Linked DNA regions of Homo sapiens: regions 1 and 3 are each linked to region 2. The links are chromatin loops, found by intact Hi-C in ENCODE. Cell type or tissue: dorsolateral prefrontal cortex. All regions are shown on one strand.

Region 1 (2,500 bases), 200 kb before region 2:
CCTCATAGATCTCATAAGGTTGGCATTATCATCCAATTTTATAGATGAGGAAATTGAGGCTCAGAGAGGTAAAATGACTAGCTAAAGATTGCATCCTAATAGCTAACTGCAAAGGCAGGACTCCAAGCCTAATGAGTCCAGCCTCCTCATCCATGCACTTATTCTTCTTCACCAGCCAGCTGCTGTGCTGGGCATGGGGCATACAGCAGTCAGGGAGACAGCTGTGATGTCCCTACCTGCACCATGCTTACAGTCTCTAAGGAGACACACATCACGTGTATGCATGCTGAATGTGACAACAGGAGAAATGAGGGATGCTGGCCCAGGGTTGGGGAATGGGGTCCCTCAGAAAGTGATTGGCTCTTACCAGTGCTGCCTCAGTCCATTGCTCCACTTGCTACTGCTGTGGTTGTGTCTTCTCAGAGCTGTTTATCTTGTTAGTTTGTGAGCCCTCCCTTGGCTGCAACAGTCAATAACATCTTCACGCCCGCTTAGCTAGGAGCCAGCAGGACCCTCGAGCATCTGCCTCTTTCTAGGTCAGTTGCTGAGCACCACCAACATGAGCCCATCTCCAGCTGTGCTGGCACCACCCCAGATCCAGCACATGTGCCCAGCAATGAGTAGAATTGGTATCAGCAACGGAAAGGGTTCCCAGCATCTTAAAGCATCTTCATGTCAAGTTTTTGCCCTCAGCAAATTACTGTTAGGGTTTCCCCTTATCCCTGACCTTACCTTCTTCAGTGTAAAGACAGGCCTTTATCTATGACCCCATACTTTCCATTTGCTCAGGTTAACCCACTTACTGGGTGAGTCCTAATGTGATTTTCTGCTCCCATCTGCTATTGTTGGTTGGTTTTGCTTTGGGACTGACTGCTTCCCCATGCCTCACCTCTGGTTCATGACATCATGCCTCCTTTGTCTCCTCCTCTCACCATCCTCTCTGGATACCAACCATCATGACATGCCCTCTAGGGAACACTTTGTACTGTTCCCTTGAACATGTGCATGGTTTATGATCCAGCTCCATCTTAACTTTTTATTTATTTATTTATTTATTTTGAGACGGAGTCTTGCTCTGTCACCCAGGCTGGAATGCAGTGGTGCGATCTCGGCTCACTGCAAGCTCCATCTCCCGGGTTCATGCCATTCTCCTGCCGCAGCCTCCCGAGTAGCTGGGACTACAGGCGCCCACCACCACGCCCGGCTAATTTTTTGTATTTTTAGTACAGACGGGGTTTCACCGTGTTAGCCAGGGTGGTCTCGATCTCCTGACCTCATGATCTGCCCACCTCGGCCTCCCAAAGTGCTGGGATTACAGGCGTGAGCCACTGCGCCTGGTCTTAACTTCTTAATTTTCAATTCAGACTGGCTCTCCAGGGACAAAAAGAGTAAAGGCAGAGGTCTAGTGGCACTAAGTAGCCACTAGAGGGAAGCAAAAGCTAGGCTTTTCTAAAGGAAACACGTGCTTGGGTTCCTTGATCAGAAGACTGGTCCCAAAGAGACTCATACTACACTGGCTAGGGCAACCACCAGCCCTCAGAGGAAATATAAGACAAAAAAAATTGCATACAGTAGGTGGCACATATTGGGGGCCCAATACATGTTTCCTGGATGAAATTCCTAATTTTAGAAATGAGAAAGCAGAGACTAGGGCAAGTAATGGGATCTGATCACAAAACTAGGTAGCATCGGGGCCCAGTCTTGCAGATTCTCTTTCCCTTACCCTGTACCAGGCCTCTTCCTCTTCCTCCCTTCCGGCTCCCTCCACTATAGCTCAGCCCAGATGAACTACCTGTCCATCCCAATCTCAAAATATTTTTGGAGAAACTGTAGTCATTTGAGAGAGACTCTTTTCTCTACCCCTTATGTCTGATCTATCACTTAGTCCTGCAAAGCTATTAAGTCTTTCCTTTGTCTCTTGGAAGCCCCTATGCTCATCCAGGTGTTCATCACCTGCCTCTCCATTTCTGCAGGTGTCTCCTCATTAACTGGTCTCTCCCACTGTCCATTCTTCTCATAACACTCTCTTATTTCAGAATTTACATGGGCTCTGCCATCCTTGTCCTGGCATTCAAAGCCCTTCATAACACTTCCCCACCCACTTCTTCAACCCCAGCTTCCACTACTTGTCTGTGTATTTTATCTGCTTGATCTCTTGAGGGTGCCCCAAATGTGTCCTGGCCATTTCTGCCTCTGGATTTCCATGGATGGGCAATGTTCCATCTCAATTGTTTCCCTTTTCCTCTCCAGACCCTGTCTTTCCTGCTTTTGGAGGTCAAGTACAACTCTCAATTCCCCACCTCTCTCACATTCTTTCACAGTGATTTCTACAGTGATGTCCCCTTCCTGGGACTAATTTTGTTCATCTTACACATTTTAACACTGAAGCGGTGAGAAGGACATATTTTGGATGGCTTGTGTGTATATATGTATATATTATAAAACTTTTGTGTATATATGTATATACTATAAAACTAAAATAAAACAGTATTCCCTATTT
Region 2 (2,500 bases):
AGACAGAAACTGTGGAACTCTAACTTTTCACAGTGCCCAACACAGAAACTTGATGGGAAATGAAAATTGATGAGGGCTATTGTCCAACTCTGAGGGCACAGACTTTCCATCTCTGTGGATTATCCTATTTTATTTTGCCCTTATTACTATGGTAGGTTTGCTGATTGTACTCAGAGTATCTTCGGTGGGCAAGGTCACTGATAAATCCACTAAAATGCCTTCCTTCTATTCTTACCTATTTTGAATGATTTTTTTTTATAGTTCCAGTTTTACTAAGTCAACAAAGTATCAAGATAGCACAATGCAGTTGCCTACAGAGTTCAGAACATTTGTCATCATTGATTCTTTCTCTTACCACTTGTTTGGATTATCCATTCATTCTGTTAATTCTTCTTTCATAATAGCTCTTATTTTTTATTGTTATACTTTCAGTTCTGGGGTACGTGTGCACAACGTGCAGGTTTGTTACATAGGTATACATGTGCCATGTTGGTTTGCTGCACCCACCAACCCGTCATTTATATTAGGTATTTCTCCTAATGCTATCCCTCCCTCAGCCCCCTACCCCACAACAGGCCCCAGTGTGTGATGTTCCCCTCCCTGTGTCCATGTGTTCTCATTGTTCAATTCCCACTTATGAGTGAGAACATGCGGTGTTTGGTTTTCTCTTCTTGTGTTACTTTGCTGAGAATGATGGTTTCCAGTTTCAGAATGATTTTTTTAAAGTGTGTTCAAGTTTGATAAAAAAAAAAACAAAACAAAAAAACCACAAGGGTTGGATAGAGAAACAAGTAACCAGAGATTACTGAATAAAGTACTTAATTGTGCCCATGTTTTTCTATTTCTTTAAGTCTTTCTTTAAATTGTCTGCTCTTTCAAAAATGTTACATTAATGCTACTTAATATGTCTAGCTGCTTAAATGTGATTTGGTGCTCTGAGGCTTTAGATAATATATATTTGAACATAAACGCTTGCTAATTTTTGACTAAATTAGCGTACAGAAAATCTGGCATTTCAGATAATGAGGCCATAAAGCAGAACACTAACAGAGTAGGCACAGCTGTTATGTAAACCACAGGCACTTGAATACTCGCCTACCTCATAATAGCAAATATCTCAGGACAATATAACAGTACTACATTCTATTCCACCACCTGGGCAGACATGGAAACATCTATCCCCTGACAGCCATCCTATTATGGGCAGGAACTCCATCTTACACTTGTTTATATTCTTGATGACACCTAATGTCTCTTAAAATATGTGTCTCTTAAAAACTACTCGGTGGCCTTAGCCATTTGGGGAGATTATAGGCAAACTGAGTCCATTAGTTGACTAAGGACCAGGAGAGGTTCCCGCCAGTGCCCGGGACTTCTATTTGAGCACGCACAACCTCAGCAGCTTAGACTAGAAAACTGTAGACACAGATTCCCTGGTGTATCCCTTCCTGGGCCTTCACTCTGAATGTTGGATTCCTCTCTAGGGAGGCTGTCATGACTGCAAAGCCTTTCCCCAGTCAGCTCAGCTTCTATGTCAGCCATTCAAAGAGTGCCATCTGCAGGATGAACTGAGGACTCAAATATTTAATTCATCTTCAAATGGCATTTGAAGAATTTGTTTAAAATTTGTTCAAGAGCTATTAAACACAAAAGTTAAAGTTTAATGAAGGATAATGGATTGCCACATAAATTCTTCAAAGATATCATTTACATCTATTTTAATAGCTGCCCTAAATGTCTTTACTACAAAGACTGACCACTGGTAAGAATCACAGATGCCTCCACTATCCCTAGGGTGGAAATGTATTTGTTCAGGGGCTTTACACTGCCTAACCCCTCCCCGTGGGTAGCCATTCCCTCTGTTGAGGGCTTGCTTTTCCTTGCAGAAGGACAAATTTCCAGGAGCTGTGACAGATGTAATAGCTGTCTTTCTGCTTTGATTCAAGACAATTTTTTGAACCTAAATACAGAGAATGGGTGCTCAGAATTCCTTTCTCATTATCAGCCTCAGGTAAAGGAATCCTAAATGATAAGGCTAAAAGAGGTCCCTTCACAGAATCATGATCCTTTAGAGTATTGCTTATAAGTTACCCCAGGCTCCTACCCCACAGCATATATAGCCTTCCTGAACACATCTCATAAACAGCAACCCAAACAAAGAACAAGAGTGTCCATGCTTTGGCTTTCTGTCATTGATCTTCTTACTCGAGAACTTTTCAGTTCCTGATTAAATCCACTCCTCTTCTCCCAGTGGCCATCATCTAATTGAGAGCAGAAACAAGAGAGAAAGAAGAACCCTTTCCTTCCTAGTTTACCCCTTTTTCACCACCTAAACATGGCAATCACGTTGTACAGAACAAAGCAGGTCTCAGACAGGCTGCTACTGACAGTCAACCTGCCTTCACTGTGGTCAGCATTGGTTTTCCTATGTGGACTAACAATCCCAGGATGCTGGGCCACTCAATCTCCCAGAGTGGTGATGAAGGAATAAGGCAGGATT
Region 3 (2,500 bases), 210 kb before region 2:
CAGGTGGTACTATCATCTCCATCTCATACATCAGGAAATTCAAGCTCAGAAATGTCAATATCAGTGGTTAGGCATTGAGTATACATAAAAATCATGTGGAGAGCTAATAAAATGGAGATTCCCTAGCAGTTCCTTCTCTTGCTCCACCCCTCAATCACACATCATGATTCAGTAGGCCTGGGTTAGGGCCTGGGAATGCCTTCCACTGCCCCCAGACAGGGTCTCATTCTGAAACCCAGGCTGGAATGCAGTGGTGCAATCTTGGCTCACTGCAGTTTCTACCTCTCTGGCTCAAGTGATCCTCCCACCTCAGCCTGCTGAGTAGCTGGGACCGGTGTGTACCCAGTAGGTGGTACAGGTGTGTACCACCACACTCAGCTAATTTTTATTTTTATTTTTGTAGCGACATGGTCTCACTATGTTTTTCTTGAACTCCTGGGCTCAACTGATCCTCCCGCTTCAGTCTCCCAAAGTGCTGGGATTCAGATTCCAAAGTGCTCTGTAAGAAATACACTTCATATTTTGACCAGGGAACACTACATGTGAATAGATTTATCACTGAAACACAAGCTCCACTCTGACATTCTATTTTATGTTTTTCTCTATTGCTGTTGACATCCCACTAATTTGATTCCACCTCGCTAATGGACTCTGTAGAATGCCGGCCTAGATGACTGAAATTCTTTCTAACTGAGAGACTCTCTATCACTGAGCTTCTGCACCTCAGTAGAGCTGCTCCTCTGCGACCACGCCAGGGGCTCAGGGTTGCTTCTTGAGGCCAAGCTCACACATAGCTGGGGATGCAACTTGCAGCCCTTTCAGGGCAACATGGTTGAATCCAGGGATGAGTGTAGTCCTTTTGCAGACTGTTAGAGCAGAAGGGGCCTGAAGCTCTAGTTGCAAACAGCCCAGCATGGCACCCAGATACAAGACCCACTTCCCTCTAGGGTGGGTTACAATCAGACCCATGGGCTGGACGGGAGAGGATAAAAATCAGGCTTCTGTCTCTCTACAATTCAAGACACAGTTCCTGGCGAGAAGCCTAGATACGCCACTAGATGGCAGTGTTTGCCTCCTGTAGGCTGCCTAGTCCAGCCAAAGGAAGAAGTGGAAACAAGATCAATGGGCAATTTCTTCCATGCTCACACGTTGTAGACAACCGGGCTCAAGCTTTAGATACAGCCCAAAAGCCATTATGGTTCAAATAGATGATGAATATCCTGGTTCACTTCACCTCAATGGCTTGATCAAAAAGATATACTACACCAGGTCCCTACCCTGGCAAGAAGCGAATTCCAAAGAATGGCCAACAAGGGAGGGTGCTGGGGAAATGGTTTGAGGGGTCAGGCAGAGCTGCTCCTGCAACAGTCCCTCCCATCCTCTCCTCCAGGGATGCTGTAGGGTAAGATTCTAAGACCAAAGTTATTCCTACTCAGGGAGATGCTGGGAGCTGAGTAGGCAGCACAGAATCTCGGCATGCATTCAGGTTATGTTTTTGATTCTTCTCTGATCTTGTACCCCTGCTTCTGGAATCTTCTCTCATCTTACTCCCCTCACTGTATGCTCCCACTCCAGCAGCGAGTCCCTGTCTGGCCTTTCATGCCTAAGTCTTGGCCCCCTTCCCAGGAGCTCTCAGATATTTTCTCTGCCTAATTCCCTAGAACCCTGCCTAAGGCCTGCTAAGCCTTCTTGATGCTAATTGTCTGCCTGGCTTCCCTCCAAGTGCCTGCTGCTGAGTCACCATCCAACTCCTTGTCCTTACTTTCCCAGTCTCTCTCCTTTCTGGGTCCTGGCCATTCCCAGTGGGGCCTGTTCCCCTGCTGACCAATCCCTGGGTGGACACGGCCTCCTTCACCCTCCGCAATGCTTCCCAGAGGGGCAGAAGGAGCTCCTCCTGTCCTCACTTTCCTCCAGCTCCACAGTGATAGCTGTGCTGGCTTCTTTCCAGCATGGACCGCTACATACATAAGGGACATTTCGTAACCACTCTTTGTAACTCCATCTGCATTTTCAAAGTTCTCACGTTCACCAGAAATGATCATTTTCATTTAGGTCTATTTTTACATGATTAATATTTGGGGATTAACTGAACCTCCTTCTTGTATAAACTGTGTGAGCTAGATTGTCCCTTTGAGCTTCCTCATGTTATGGAAAAGACACAGTTATTCTGTGATGGTTTCCCAATGGCATCCAGAGAGTGAGGACAGGACCCCTGAAGAATTCTCCTGTTGTCATTTCAGAGCTTCCATTTGTGCACCTCTGTGTCTCTGCTCCATTCTCCAAGGCAGCATAGCCTCGTTTAGGGCATGGGCTCTGCAGCTCCTCACCAACTGTGTGACCAGGAGCAAGTTACTTCACCTCTTTGTCTCAATTTCTTCATCTGTCAAATGGGGATAATGACAGTATCTACTTCACAGCTTGTTGTGAAGATTAAATGAGATAGTATTAAAGCACCTAGGATAGTGCCTTAAGCAGAGAGAGCTAAATGATTGTCTAAAAA

Evidence for each region. A loop is a pair of places that touch in the nucleus more often than their neighbours do. Peaks named below come from ENCODE experiments on the same cell type or tissue, not always from the same donor. Only the 100,000 strongest peaks of a DNase experiment are listed, where the experiment ranks them.
Region 1: a loop joins it to region 2, with 10 times the contacts of the local background. A loop is called at or near these places in 70 of 110 quality-filtered maps.
Region 3: a loop joins it to region 2, with 8 times the contacts of the local background. A loop is called at or near these places in 67 of 110 quality-filtered maps.

The regions. Positions count from the first base shown.
Region 1 is chr3:124,549,548-124,552,047 of GRCh38, reverse strand. All of the region lies in intron 33 of KALRN (kalirin RhoGEF kinase), which reads right to left. The region is part of intron 3 of LOC105374076 (a long non-coding RNA gene); the gene reads left to right. Among named protein-coding and RNA genes, the nearest start is that of MIR6083, 180 kb to the right of the region's middle. In dorsolateral prefrontal cortex, a CTCF peak has its summit at 1,422 (motif pointing right); no DNase peak of the experiment used is centred here.
Region 2 is chr3:124,350,933-124,353,432 of GRCh38, reverse strand. The region is part of intron 10 of KALRN (kalirin RhoGEF kinase); the gene reads right to left. Among named protein-coding and RNA genes, the nearest start is that of MIR6083, 22 kb to the left of the region's middle. In dorsolateral prefrontal cortex, CTCF peaks have their summits at 1,350 and 1,555 (motif pointing left); a DNase peak (open chromatin) is centred at 1,506; H3K27ac peaks cover 1,831 bases.
Region 3 is chr3:124,558,589-124,561,088 of GRCh38, reverse strand. The region is part of intron 33 of KALRN (kalirin RhoGEF kinase); the gene reads right to left. All of the region lies in intron 2 of LOC105374076 (a long non-coding RNA gene), which reads left to right. Among named protein-coding and RNA genes, the nearest start is that of UMPS, 170 kb to the left of the region's middle. In dorsolateral prefrontal cortex, CTCF peaks have their summits at 861 and 1,060 (motif pointing right); DNase peaks (open chromatin) are centred at 1,048 and 1,718; H3K27ac peaks cover 1,813 bases.